Linked DNA regions of Homo sapiens: region 2 is linked to region 1. Evidence: chromatin loops called from intact Hi-C (ENCODE). Cell type or tissue: natural killer cell. All regions are shown on one strand. Links, peaks and the distances in the headings refer to the core of each region. The heading gives the core; the rest is flanking DNA.

The links. A loop is a pair of places that touch in the nucleus more often than their neighbours do. Peaks named below come from ENCODE experiments on the same cell type or tissue, not always from the same donor. Only the 100,000 strongest peaks of a DNase experiment are listed, where the experiment ranks them.
Region 2: a loop joins it to region 1, with 3 times the contacts of the local background. A loop is called at or near these places in 2 of 110 quality-filtered maps.

Annotation. Positions count from the first base shown.
Region 1 is chr13:24,273,150-24,279,904 of GRCh38, reverse strand. All of the region lies in intron 4 of SPATA13 (spermatogenesis associated 13), which reads right to left. Among named protein-coding and RNA genes, the nearest start is that of SPATA13-AS1, 22 kb to the right of the region's middle. RefSeq lists enhancers at 4,635-4,694, 4,995-5,284. In natural killer cell, for the core only: no CTCF peak of the experiment used is centred there; a DNase peak (open chromatin) is centred at 5,124; H3K27ac peaks cover 2,500 bases.
Region 2 is chr13:23,976,486-23,984,348 of GRCh38, reverse strand. It overlaps a transcript of SPATA13 not described here. Among named protein-coding and RNA genes, the nearest start is that of C1QTNF9B, 83 kb to the right of the region's middle. In natural killer cell, for the core only: no CTCF peak of the experiment used is centred there; DNase peaks (open chromatin) are centred at 4,028 and 4,648; H3K4me3 peaks cover 1,075 bases; H3K27ac peaks cover 441 bases; H3K27me3 peaks cover 126 bases.

The DNA.
Region 1 (6,755 bases), core at 4,174-6,673:
GCGCTCATGGGTGGGCTGACTCAGTCCTGGCCAGGAGATGGGGGGCAGAGGCCAGGGGCAAGAGACTTGAAACATGGACGAGGGAAAGTCATGGAGCCTGGAGTGAAAATTCCTGGGTGAATGTCCTTGCTTCACTAACTTCCTAACTAAATGACCTTGGTGCAAGTCACTTCAGCTCTTTGAGCTTCAGTTTTCCCATCTGTAAAGCAGGCATTAGCCTGTATGTTTTATCTATTCAGAGGTTATTCTTCCACCTCTCACATCCCACGACCCACTCACTGGCAGATCTGATTCAAGTTCCTGAAAGTGTCCAGGATCTGGCTACCTCTTACCCCTCTGCCACCACTCAAGCCTGGGTCCCCTCCCACCACTTAAGCCTGGGTTCCCATCCAGCTTCGGGCTCCCTCCAGCAGCCCCTCCTGGTCTCCCTGCTGCCACCCCTGCCCCCGGCAGGCCATAGCTGCCAGAGCGATGCTGCCAAACCATTCCTAGACTGGATTGTGTCACTCCTCTGCTCAGAATCATCCACAGGGGAGACAGCCAAAGTTCTTGAGACCTCTCCCCAGATACACTGTGCCTCCCACCCCTCTCCAACCAATGGGCTCTTGGCTGCAAAGACCGCAGGCACTCCTTGCCCAGGGCCGCTGCTCCGTGTGCCTGACAGCCCTCCCCAGGTACACACACACTGGCTCCCTCTCTCACCTTCACCATACCACTCAAAACCACAACCCTCACTCTCACTCCACTGTCTCCCCTGGTTTAGTTTTCTCCATAGCATTTGTCACCGTCTATAATGTATTCTGTTCACTATCCAGAATGTAAGCTCCAGAAAGGCAGTAATTCTTGTCTGCTTTATTCTTAACTGTGTTCCTGCCTGGCATACATGGGAGGCAGGGAAGGAAGGAAGGAAGGGAGGGAGGGAGGGAGGGAGGGAAGGAGGGAAGGAAGGAAGGAGGGAAGGAAGGAAGGAAGGAAAGAGGGAAGGAAGGAAGGAAGGAAGGAAGGAAGGAAGGAAGGAAGGAAGGAAGGAAAGAAAAACAGCATGTGGACTTCATGCAAGGCTTTGGGGTCAGATGAACTTGCCTTCAAATGATAGCGATGCACATTTTTTTTCTTTTCTATATTTTTCTTTTTTGAGTATGAGTCCTTGGTCAAGTTTCTTTCTTTGTTTTTTCACCTGTTGAATGTGGATGATAAAACCCATCTCTCAGGGTTGTTTATACATTCTGAACAAGTACTTGTTATTGGTGTGCTTTGAGCCTCAAGTGGAATGATGATACATGAAAGCACCCTGTAAATTGAAAAACAGTATAGAATTGCAAGATGTGGCTGGGCGTGGTAGCTCATGCTTGTAATCCCAGCACTTTGGAAGACTGAGGCAGGAGGATCCCTTGAGCCCAGGAGTTTGGGACCAAGCTGGGCAACATAATAAGACCCATCTCTATAAATTAAAAAAAAATTAAAAATAGAATTGCAAGATGTTATTTTATCAGGTGCCTATAATGTGCTAGGCACTGATTTAAGCTGTGGAGATGAACCGGCTCATATAATCCTCATGACAATGCTACATGGGAGGTACTGTCAGTTGTCCCCACTTGCAGATGAGGAAACTCAAGTCCCAATAACACACAGCTGTGTGCAGCAGGCTCAGGCCATCTAACTCTTACCCACTGGGCAGAACTGTCTCCTCCAGCAGTAGCTGTTACTTGTAATAAGACAAAATGATATTAAAAACAGTGTTAGTATCCAAATCTGTGTGTTTTGCTCCCATTCTGGAGAGCAGCCGTATGTCCTGCCCTCCGTTCCCTCACTAACCCTTCCTTCCAACTACCAATCCCTGCTCCCAGTGGGGCCTGTCAAGGACCTGATTCCATTTTCTGGTTGTATCCTTTTCCCTTCACCACCCTAACTACTTTCACGATTTTAAAGTCCCTTAAAGTTAATGACTCCTGTGTTCCTGTCCCATAATTCAAGTGTGTTTTATGGAGTGGGATTTCTCAGTGTCTGATGTCTAGACAGGAAGAATCTTTGTGCTATGCTTTGATGCTTCGTCCAGGCCTGGTGGTTTTCTATGATTCCCCACGCTTACTGTCTAGGTCGCTTACCATCTTAAAGGACAGGACAGACTTAAAGGAAAGGACAGACGTTTGATTTTTGTCTTCCCAGCCCCTAGCATAGTACCTGGCATACAGAAGGCACTCAGTATGTGATTTCCAATTGAACTGCAAATTGCTGATGTGGAAACTGAGGTTCCAAGAAGTTGAGTCATTTATCAGGGCTATACAGGGGCTGGGTCCGAACCAGGATAGGAACCCAGGTCTCTCTGACTCCCACCCCTGTGCTCATCTGAGATTCTAGCTAGAAAAATCCCTCAGCCAGTCTTCATGACTCTGTTTCCCTCCCCAAGCCATCCTATATATTACTTCCAAGGTGAACTTCTTCTTTTTTTTTTTTTTTTTTTGAGACGGAGTCTTGCTCTGTTGCCCAGGCTGGAGTGCAATGGCGCGATCTCGGGTCACTGCAAGCTCCGCCTCCTAGGTTCACGCCATTCTCCTGCCTCAGCCTCCCGAGTAGCTGGGACTACAGGCGCCCGCCACCACACCCAGCTAATTTTTTGTATTTTTAGTAGAGACGTGGTTTCACCATGTTAGCCAGGATGGTCTCGATCTCCTGACCTTGTGATCCGCCCGCCTCGGCCTCCCAAAGTGCTAGGATTACAGGCGTAAGCCACCGCGCCCGGCCCAAGGTGAACTTCTTAAAACAGTGGTTTTATGATGTCACAAGAAATGACATGCGAGTTGTCTATTGCTTCATAACAAAATTCTTTTACGGTATATCTTCTCTGTAATCTGACTCCACTCTACTTGAACACTTTTTAAAGTGTCACATACTCTCAGTAGACATTGTTCAATTGAATTACGAATTGCTGATGGGGAAATAGCAATTTGCAGTTCAGCTGAAAAATCTTAGATGTAGTAGTCCACAGCGTGTCAATGCCAGCTCTGCTGGGCAGAGTTCCTCACAATGGCCAGACCCACAGGCCGGTGCTGCTGCCTTCTTCACCTCTACATGTTCCATTCCTCACTAACTTCAATAGGCTTTGAACCTCAACTACAGATGAAAGTTAATAATGATGACTTCTTATCTAAGGGAATTTTGACGCTGTAAAGCTATTATAAATTCTCAAAATGTATGTCACCAAAATCAGGAGAAATGAATGTATTATAATAATTAAAAAGTAAATTTTATTGTTTCTTTCTTCCTTTCTTTTACCATCTTAACCCTTTTTAAGCACACAGTTCCAGTTCAGCAGTGTCAAGTATATTCACACTCTTGTACGACAGAACTTTTTCATCTTGCAGAACGGCCACACATATTAAACACCAACTTCCTCTTCTTCCTCTCCTGTTCCTTGGCAACCACCTTTCCACTTTCTGTTTCTATGATGTTGACTACTTTAGATACTTCATATGAATGGGATCATACAGTATATGTCCTTTTATGGCTGGTTCATTTCACTAAGCATAATGTCCTTGACATCCATTCATGTGTACCAAGTGTTAGAACTTCCTTCTTTTTAAACACTATATAATATTCCATTGTTTGGTTAGCACTTCCATTGATTTTTAAAAAAGGAAAAAACCAAAAATATTCCATTGTGAGTATACACACCACATTCTGTTTACCTGTTTGTGGGTGAACATTTGGGCTCCTTTTACTACTTGGCTATTGTGAGTAATGTGCTACTATCTTTTTGAGACCCTGCTTACAACTCTTTAGCATACTTGATCAAATGGTAGTTCTAGTTTTAATTTTTGGAGGACTCTCCATACTGTTTTCCACATGGCTGCATCATTTCACATTCCCACCAACAGTGCGCAACAGTTCCAATTTCTCCACATTCTCACCAACCGTAGTTTCTTTTGTTGAAAAAATTGGTGTGGAAAAAACATTTTTTGGGGGAGGGGTGAGGGACAAGGTCTTGCTCTGTCGCCCAGGCTGGAGTGCTGTGGCGCGATCTCAGCTCACTGCAGCCTTTGCCTCCAGGGTTCCAGAGATTCTCCTGCCTAAGACTACCGAGTAGCTGAGATTACAGGTGCGTGCCATCACATCCAGCTAATTTTTGTATTTTTAGTAGAGATGGGGTTTCGCCATGTTGGCCAGGCTGGTCTCAAACTCCTGACCTCAGGTGATCCACCTGCCTTGGCTTCCCAAAGTGCTGGGATTACAGGCGTGAGCCACTGCACCTTGCCCAAAAAGCCATTTTTGGAAACGATCTTGTAAACAAGAAGCAAAGACTGCTCCAAATTGAAATCAGTTTTAAAACCCCAAATGCCTACATACAATCAATATGAGAGCAGACAGAGCAGGCTCTTTCTACAACACTTCCCGCAGCTTCAGTCAGGTAGAAGGAGCACACCCTTGGTCATCAAAACTGCGTGCTGACCATCAGCGCCTCTCTGACTGGGGACAATTCCAAGAGAACACATCTGTTCCACAGAGTACTATCAATTCCAAAAATGTAATAAAGTGAATTTATAATGCTCTTGTTCAATAACCATGGTTAACCATCACTCCTAGAAACACTGCCCTCTGGGGGCCCCTGATTCCTGGGGCTGCATTGGTCCTTCCCCAGTCCATCCCTTACACAAATGTCTCATTTTCCTCCCCCTCTCTGCTTTCCTCCTGGCTGCAGCTGTCAGTGAGTAGAATGCCCCAGTCCCCATTTTCAGCCCTGGCCACTTTTAGCTTTAGGAACTACTACAGAGAACAATGTGGTAGCCATAGAGGAGGTGTCATTTTTTTAAATTGGAAGGATTGTTACAAATACAGTTAGAGAAGACATCAGGAAAAAAAAAGCCCCTGACTGATAAGTGGGGGAGGGTAGTCCTGGTGAGGGTGTGATAACAGGGTGGAGGTTGAGGTGTTCTGTTAAATGAAAGGGAGGTGAGATCTAACACAGCCCTTAAACATCAGGCACTTGACAACAAGGAGACATAGATTTAGCTATTTTCATGAGGCACTCTCCAACACTGCCTAGCTAATGAGCAGCTGGTTCCCGACCAGCATCTCCCACCCAGCATCACTCCTTGGTGGGGAATTTCCCCTCCCTTGACTTCAGGGAAATTCCCCCACCCTTAAAATAATCTGCTAAAATCATGTATTTGAGAAAACCTCTTGCTGATGGCTCAGACTTCCTCAGAGTTGAGATAAGCCATTCTGACTTCCCATCTTAAAAACAGAAATGGCAAGCCCAGGCGGGCAGCTCGTGTTCACAGCTGGGAGCAGCTGTCACGGGCTGCTGCTCTGTGGGCTGAAACTATGGGTGAACCCCAAGAGCTCAGGCCACGGAGATGCACACAGAGGGAAAGAGCTGGGTCACAGGAACTGACAACGTCAAAACATGATGCACAATTTCCAGGGTCCATCCCCCTTCAGTGGTTCCCAAACACCCAGGGCCTGTGGCATCTAATCACATGGAAAATGTTTAGAAAAATAAAGATCCTCCCCTGCCCTGGGCCACTGAGTCAGGTTGGGTGGTGGTAGTGGGGAAGGATGTTGGCTGAGAATTTATTTTGAAAAGCTCCTCAAATGATTCTGACACCTGGAAAAATTTGGGAACCACTGGACCTTCAGGTTAAGCTTACTTAAACCACACCACATGCTCAGGTTGTTCTAGGACATATGCCTTTTGTTGCCTGTCCATGCAGCAAGCCACAAGTTGCAGGCAATGGATTCTGATTGCATTGGCTGGAAACCTCTGCGTTAGCCAATGTGTACCACTGAATGTTCCTTATTCCAACGAATAGGACAAAATCCTTCCATCCGTCCACGCTGACCTCTCCGCCTGGAGCAACTTTCCCACCCAAAACAGCCCATCAAATTCTGGCTCATCCCTCAAAAGTTTAACCATTGGCCGGGCGCAGTGGCTCATGCCTGTAATCTCAGCACTTTAGGAGGCTGAGGCAGGAGGATTGCTTGAGGCCAGGAGTTCAAGACCAGCCTGGGCAACATAGCAAGATCCCATCTCTATTTAAAAATAAACTTAAGGAAACAAAAACCAACCAAACAACAAACAAAAGTTGTAACCATCATTGCTTGGTGACGGTTCCATGACTTATTTTTCAGTTCCCTGATCCTCTGCCATAACAATATCTGCCTTTGATGTTCTATAAACATGTTAGACTAACCTCTTTTAAAATATGTATCGCATTTACATTATAGTTATTATTAAGTTTATATCTGTCCCTTTATATCCTGTCCCTACTCTTATCCTAGCTATGACTTTCTCAAGGACAAGGAACATGCTTAATAGTCAGTGTTGGGTGACTGAATTAAAGTATGAAATATGTTTCATGTTCCAGAATGTAAACTGTTAGTGTTGGAAAAGTCACTAGTATATCTAATCTAGACTTTCAAGCCATTCTTCACAAATAGTATTTTTCAATCTTTTAAACATGTGGACAACAATAAGATCAAAAGGAATCCTAGAAACTGACATATTAACTCTCACTAATAATCTGTTATTAATGTCTAAGGAGCTTTGAAGAATCATTCTCTTAATGTATAGCTTCACATCAGTATTCAACTTAGGGCCCTGCACCCTGGGCAGCCAACACCCCATTGGCTCCAGACCCCACAACCAAGCCAGCAGCTCCACTCCCTCCTGCTCTCAAAACTCAGCCTCTGTCCCGTCTCCAGTTCAGAGCTGGGGCGTCGTTGGCTCTGGGCTTCTTTGTATCTTGCGGTGAGCT
Region 2 (7,863 bases), core at 2,829-5,328, 290 kb after region 1:
GTAATGAAGGAAGTTAAGGAGACAAACACAAGTACTTTGAGACTCTGATGACTGGTGAATACCGAAACTTCTGTGGCAGAAGACTCTGGAACCTTCTTCTTTAGCTGACTTGAAACACAGTATTGATTTCTACCTTTACAAAACAGACACTATGTAGTCCAGCCAAGGGCAAGATACTGACCACAAGACCTGCAGGCTTCGCCCTAGACCCTATCATTTTATGACCACATATTTTAACAATTGGAGTTCTTGCCACACGTTCCAATTACACCCTTGTTAGTTGCTCAATGCCTCAGTGAAAACCTTCAAATTCTACTGGCTGCCCTTCACAAACAGCCTGAAATACTCTGCCATAGGTATCTTGTTAGAAATAAGCATGGATAATGCCATGCAGGCAGAAAGTTGCTCAACTTACCTTCACGGCCAGGATGTTTGTGAGGCCTACGCTTTGCCATCTGCACGGTGTTGCCATTTCATTTTCATCAGGCCTGTGGTGCTGCACAGGCAGCGAATATGACTCCCATCACTCTGCAGCTCAAAAAATGCAGATAGACAGGTCACCCCTAGCTGGAACTAGGCTTCATCTTCCCTTGTCAGAGCTTGACAAGGTTTGAAGCTGGCCCTGCAGAGATGAGAGTGAAAATAAATTATGAAGCAAGCTAGATATAGAATTCAGTTCTGGATGTTTTTTAAAAAAAAAAAACAACCAACAGAATATACTAGTGTAAAAATAAATGGCCACTATTTGCTCAACCATTTATTTGTGCTAAGAGAAAATACTAATGAGAATAACAAAGCAATTGAAACAGGTCAACAGGTTTTGTCTTCAAAGTCACAGATCAGTGTCCACTTTTTAAAAATTCTCTGCTCTGGGCTCAAAATTCACAGGATGAAGTCCTGACTCCAGTACCTCAGAATGGGACTGTGTTTGGAGATAGGGCCTTCATAGCGGTAATTGAGGTATAATGAGGTCATATGGGTGGGCTCTAATCCAGTATGACTGGTGTCCTTATAAGCAGAGATTAGGACACAGACAATATAGAAGGATGACCACGTGAAGACGCAGTAAGAAGGCAGTTGTTTGTGAGCCAAGGAGCGCGGCGTCAGAAAAAACCATCCCTGCAGACTCCTTGATCTCGGACTACCAGCCCCCAGCACTGGGACAATCAAGGTCTGTCACTTAAGCCCCCAGGCTGTGGTGTTTTGTGATGGCAGCCCGAACAAAGACACTCTCTCCCAACCCCTCACTCCCATTTTTGAACAGTGGCTGGTTTTCGATCAACTTCACTTGACTCTTCCTTCTCAATCTCACTTCATTTTGCTCCAGGGAGCCCCTCTCCAGCTCCTCCTTTCACTGGCCCTGCCCCTTTGTCTTTTGAAAGAGTTTCTCTCACCTTCTTCCCAGACGGCAGAGCAGCCTTGAGGAGGTGAGGGAGAGAAGGGATCTTGCACCTAGCACTCCAGGGCTGGTGGGAGACCCAGCCTCCCGAAGCTCACACGTGTACCTGGTTTGCAATGGCAGAATAAAAATCATGTGACACGGTCAGAAGATGCACCTCTTCCTTTCTGGGTGACCCTGTCTGACTCGTTCAACTTCTCTGAGCTTCTGTTTTCTCACATATTTAAAAAATGGTGATGTGAATTCCTGAGTGGTTGTTGTAAGGCTCAATGAAGATAATGCATTGAAAAATATTTCATATGCTAATCACTACAACTCAGTTTTTCTACCTATGAAATAGGTACTCCCTAGCATTTCACAGTAGAGTTTAATGAAAAAAAAATCAGCAAATAAGCAAAACTTCTGTGACTCAGGATAGTATCTATAAAAGTATTAGTTCTACTCTAGTTTTCATCAGTCCGGTAAAGTTTATTTTTGCTTTTTCTGCCAGTTAATATTTATGAAGAGTGTTGTATTTAGTATTATGAAGAGAATTCTAAAGACACAGAAGACCTGGTCCTTGCCTTCAGGGATTCTGCAATCTATTTGAAAAAATAAAATTTTAACAGTAAAATAGCTTATAAAATTAGTTCAAAGAGGTTTCCCAGGCTGCAGTGGAAAATGCATAGCAAAGTCTTCATGCAGGACCAGCCAGGTCCATACCTGAACTTTCTAGGTAGAAATTTTTCCTATGACCTCTCTAATGTGGCTGCAAGTGGAAAGTAAGAAATCTGACAAAAAATTTAAAAAGTTAATAAAAACTTAAATGATAACTAGTGTATTTTGCTTTAAACAAATCTAATGCTATAGCGATTTATTAAACACAGTACTTTAAAACACACACATCTTTACATGTTTTAAAATCATGAATAACCAAATTTAAATTTTCTCATTTACTTCCCAGGAACCCCTGGAAAAAGTATTATTGACAATGACAACATTCCAGTTGGAAGAACACATCTTCAGAATGCAATTGGTATCTGATTTTAGAAATACGTGACTTCAGATCTCAACCAAAAAGAAAATTGCATCACAGTTATTGTTTTTAAGAAATTCACTTACCATTATGAATGATCAAAAAATATAGTCATTCAGGTAGTGAGGATTTAATGATCAAAGGGCGAATGTTCCAAAATATATGTCATAGCAGTGGCTTTTGGATCTTGAGCCTGACTGGCCGTGAGACATGAGGCTTATCACCGCACTTCTCTGAGTGCTGGACTCCTTCTATTTTAAATGGGTCCAAAAATGCCTGCCTTGAAAGAGCAAAACCCACAACGCAAATGAAGTTCCAAGCTCAGCTGTGGTCTGTGTACCTGAGGCCCTGGCCAGTAGCAGGGGCTGTCCTGGTGGCATCTCACAATGAGAATGTACCACAGTGGTTTACAACTGCTTCCTAGCATTTCCGGCTCCCGAAACTGTGAATTTTTCTAATTCAGTTTTGTATGTTCTTCTCACCACTTATCTCTCTGCTCTCAAGTCTAGCACTGTACACAGCACATAGTAGAGCCTCAGTAAATGTTTGATGAATGAGTATCTGAGTAAACAAATAACATAATTTGTAAAATAGAAGTACTATTGTAGCTACAAAAAAACTGCTCTAAAAAAGATCATTCGAACCCCTTGACATTTTTTTTTTCCTATGGTATATGGCTAAAACAAGTAATCTTTGACATAGTAAGACAAAATCACCTAGCACATCTCCATGTATGAAAATACCCATAGAAATAAAATGAGGCTGATGCTCTCTAGTCCTTTGTGAAAGTCGCCATCTTTCCAACAGTAGAACTGTCTGCATTTTTAGTGCTGGGCCTAATATTTAGTACTGCTACCGGCTTTATATATTTTTCTTTTGCAAATGTTTTTGGTTAGTATGTTTGAAAAGCTGAGGAACAATTCGTTTCGTGGATCCAAATCTGGTTCTGTACTTTACTTTTTAAATGATAATTAAGGAACTCCCATCAGTAGATGCTACCTTAAAAACGAGGAAATACAACGTATTTTTTAAAAAACTTTGTTGGCCAGGCGCAGTGGCTCAAGCTTCTAATCCCAGCACTTAGGGAGGCCGAGGCGGGCGGATCACCTGAGGTCAGGAGTTTGAGACCAGCCTGGCCATTATGGTGAAACCCTTTCTCTATTAAAAATACAAAAATTAGCCTTGTGTAGCGACGGCCGCCTGTAATCCCAGCTACTCGGGAGGGTGAGGCAGGAGAATCGCTTGAACCCGGGAGGCAGAGGTTTCAGTGAGCTAAGATCCGCCACTGCCCTCCAACCTGGGCGACAAAGTAAGACTGTCTCAAAACGAACAAAACAAAACAAAACTTCGTTAAGTAGGAGTACTATTCTTGTTCATGTCTTCCATAACACCACAATCCAAATATTTTCAAAAGCAGAGCATTAAGGTATTAAGTAGGTGATAGTTTATTCCCTAACCAAGTGACAGAGGCTGCCAGCGGACTGTGGATTGACACCGACAGACACACACACCAACGAAGCATCAGAGTGGGGGCTCACGCAGTGACGCTGAGCACCGGGAGATTTCGGCCTCCCCCGCGGCTCCTCCGTCGCCCGGCAACACAGCCACGCTGCGGCTCGGCCCCTCCCCCGCTGCCATGGCAACGCGACCGCCAGGCTGGCTTTGTGCAACTACTGCCCCGGCGCCCCTATGCGCTCACCCCTTGAGCCTGCTGGGGCCGCGGCAACTTTTCTTTTCTTCTTTTTTTTTTGAGACGGAGTCTCGCTCTGTCGCCGAGGATGGAGTGGCGCGATCTCGGCTCACTGCAAGCTCGGCCATGACAACTTCTCTAACCTCACCGCACCTATAGCTCTATCCCTTCTCCTACCCGGAGCCGCTGATCATCAACTTTCACCCCCCACTTCAGGAAAAAAATGTTCCACGGGCACAGGATTTCGGCCAAATGCTGCTTGGCTCTACCTTCTCCAAAAGTGCGGGCGAGGTGACAATATGTAGAGAAATCCCACTTGCCTGTCTCAGCATCCCTCCTACGTCCTCAGAGGGTCCTTGGAGGGATCCCAGCATCCCGCTCCGAGCTGGAAGGGGGAGGAAGGTCACGGAGAAGCCGACTGGAAACTGTCCCGGGTGCGCGCCGCCCCCATGCCCTGCGCCCTCTTCATTTCCTCGGCCAGGGCGGGACCTCCCAGCCGCTGGGCCCAGGACCGCAGCGAATCAGTCTCTGGCTCCCCGCCCAGCAGAACTCAGACAGGCTCTGGACGGCTGTCCGAATGCCGCGTTTCCCTGGCGATGAGCAGTTCCGCATCACCCTCTGCGGCTAGCTCGGCTTCCAGGGCCGGGGCTGTGCTATTGTTTGCTGTTCTTCGTGGGTAGGACGGTGGGGGGCCCGGGCTGAGCCCGGAGCAGGAGGACCTGGGGTGAATTTCTTGCAGGCCTTTTCTCTCCCTTCTCCCAACCCCTTACTGTTGCATATTCATAAGAAGGCGGGGTCGTTTCCCATCTCCTTTAAAATTTCCCAGGCTTGAGGATCAGCGGAAAAGAATTGGGGTATAATTCTTTTCCCCTGACACAGACAAGCAAATACAGGATTCCTGTTCACAATTTCTTCCTCCACCCTCAGGCAGCAAGGACACACACACACACACACACACACTCACACACACACTTCTTAATTTCAAAGAGATCCTGACTGAAGTGGGAATCAAGTTTCCAACACGTGAACTTTAGCAGATACATTCAAACCATAGCAGGTGGTAAAATTATCATGACTGGAAGATGATATAATTATATCCCAAGATAATCAATTGTTAAACTATTAGATACAAAGGAAATTAGAAAGTAACAATATATAAAAGATCACTATGTGGGCTCAGTAGCAGAATGTAGGTGACAGAATTCATTGGTGAACTTGAAGATAGACCAATAGAAAGTATTCAATTGAAAAACAGAGGGCTGGCATGGTGCCTCATGCCTATAATCCCAGCATTTTGGGAGGCCAAGGTGAGGCCAGGAGTTCAAGAGCAGCTGGGAGACATAGCAAGACCGCCATCTCTACCAAAAAAAAAAATTTTTTTAATTAGTTGGGTGTGGTGCTGCATGCTTGTACTCCAGCTGCTCCAGTGGTTGAGGAGGGAAGATCGCTTGAGCCCAGGAGGTTGAGGTTGCAGCGAGCTGTGACTGTACCACTGCACTCCACAAAATGAGACCCTGTCTCAAAAACAAACAAAAAAAGACAAATAGAGAATGTTAGGAGACCTGTGAACAGCACTCCAGCCTGGGCAACAGAGAAACTCCATCCCTGAAAAAAAAGTAAATATAAATAGATGAAACAGTCGAACCAAAAGACAGAGATTAGCAGGTGGAATATATTAATAAAAACAAGAACGTATGTGCTGTCTACAAAAGATGCTATTTAAATGCAAAAGTACAAATGAGTCGAAAGTAAAAGAATGAAAAAACGCATACCATGGAAACATAAGAAAGCATCAGAAAGCTGAAGTAGCTGCATTACCACAAAGAGATTTTAAGAAAAAAGTGGTGCTAGAGATAAACAAGATCATCTCATAATGATATAAACCCAAAGTAAGTAGAAGGAAAGAAATAATAAAGGTAACAGTGGAAATCAATGAAACAGAAAACGGACACACTCAAAAGTCAATGGAATCAAAAGCTTGCTCTCTGAAAATTGATAAACTTTTAGCCAACCTGGTCAATTAAAAATCAATGGCCACAGGCCAGGTGCCCAGTAGCTCACGCTTGTAATCCCAGCACTTTGGGAGGCCGAGACAGGTGGATCACTTGAAGTTAGGAGTTTGAGACCAGCCTGACCAACATGGTAAACCCCATCTCTACTAAAAATACAAAAATTAGCCGGGTGTGGTGATGCGTGCCTGTAATCCCAGCTACTCCAGAGTCGGAGGCAGGAGGATTGCTTGAACCCAGGAGGTGAAGGGATGCAGTCAGCAGATACTGCACCACTGCACTCCAGCCTGGGTGACAGAGCTAGAACCTGTCTCAAAAAAATAAATAAATAAATAAAAAAGAAAAGAAAAAGAAAAAATTATCAATATCAGAAATGGGAGAGAATTATTGGTACAGTTCTTACAGTTATCAAAAGAAAAATAAGAAAAAAAATTGTGAGCAACACTATGCCAAAAAGTTCAATAATTTAGATAAAAAAGATTCTCTGAAAGACAGAAATTACAAAAACAGACTCACAAAAACCCAGAAGACCCAGATTGCCCTACAACAAATTACTATTACGATTCCTATGAAACAGTGTCTCACTTTTTTGCCCAGGCTGGACTTCAGTGGCCTGACCATGGCTCACAGCAGCCTGGACCTCTTGGGCTCAAGTGATCCTCCCACCTCAGCCTCCTCAGTAACTAGGACTACAGGCACACACCACCAAGCCTAGTTAATTAAAAAAAAAATTTTTTTTGTAGATACAAGGTCTCCTTACAGTGCTCAGACTGGTCTTGAATTCCAGGGCTTAAGCAATCCTCCCACCTTAACCTCCCAAAGTGCTGAGCTTACAGGTATGAGCCACTGTGCCCAGACTATTAGTAAAAATTATTTTTTAAATAAAAACTTTTCGACAGAGAAAACTCCAGACTCTGATGACTTCATGGTGAATTTTATGAAATATTTAAGTTTTTTGAAACATTTAAGTTTTAACATGTTAAGTGAAAAAATTATGTTTTAACACATAACCATCTCTCCCAAACTATGTCAGGTAAAAGAAGAGGGAATACTGCTCTACTCATTTTATAAGGCCTGCAATACCTTGGTTTAATACTTGACAGAGACATACTAAGAAAACTATAGACTAATATCCTTCATGAAAATAAATGCAAAAATTTTAAACAAAATATTAAGAAATTGAATCTAGCAATTTTTTTTAAAAAAGTACCATGATCAACTGGTGTTTCTCCAACAAATGCAATGTTGCTTTGATATGAAAAGCAAATAATATAATTCACCATTTTAATAGAATATAGGAGAAAAATCATGTGATCATTTCAACAGATGCAGGAAAAAACTATTTGACAAAGTTCAACACCAATTCATGATAAAACTCTTGGCAAACTCAGAATAGGATGAAATTTCCTCAACCTAAAAAAGGGCATCTGTAAAAAACTTAGAGCTAACATCATATTTAATTGTGAAAAACTAAGTGCTTTCTACCTTAGAACAGAAACAAGACAGAAATATCCACTCTTACAAAGATAGTTCAAAAAGACAAGAAAAAAAAAACACAGTTTGTAAAGGAAGAAGTAAAACTGTCTTATTTACATAGTCAACATAATTATGTATATAAACAATCCTAAAGGAATATACAAAATCTCCTAGACCAAGTGATTACAGCAAGATCACAGGATAAGAGATCAATATGCAATAATCACATTTTATTTCTGTATATCAGTAGCAAGCAATTGAAAATGACATTTAA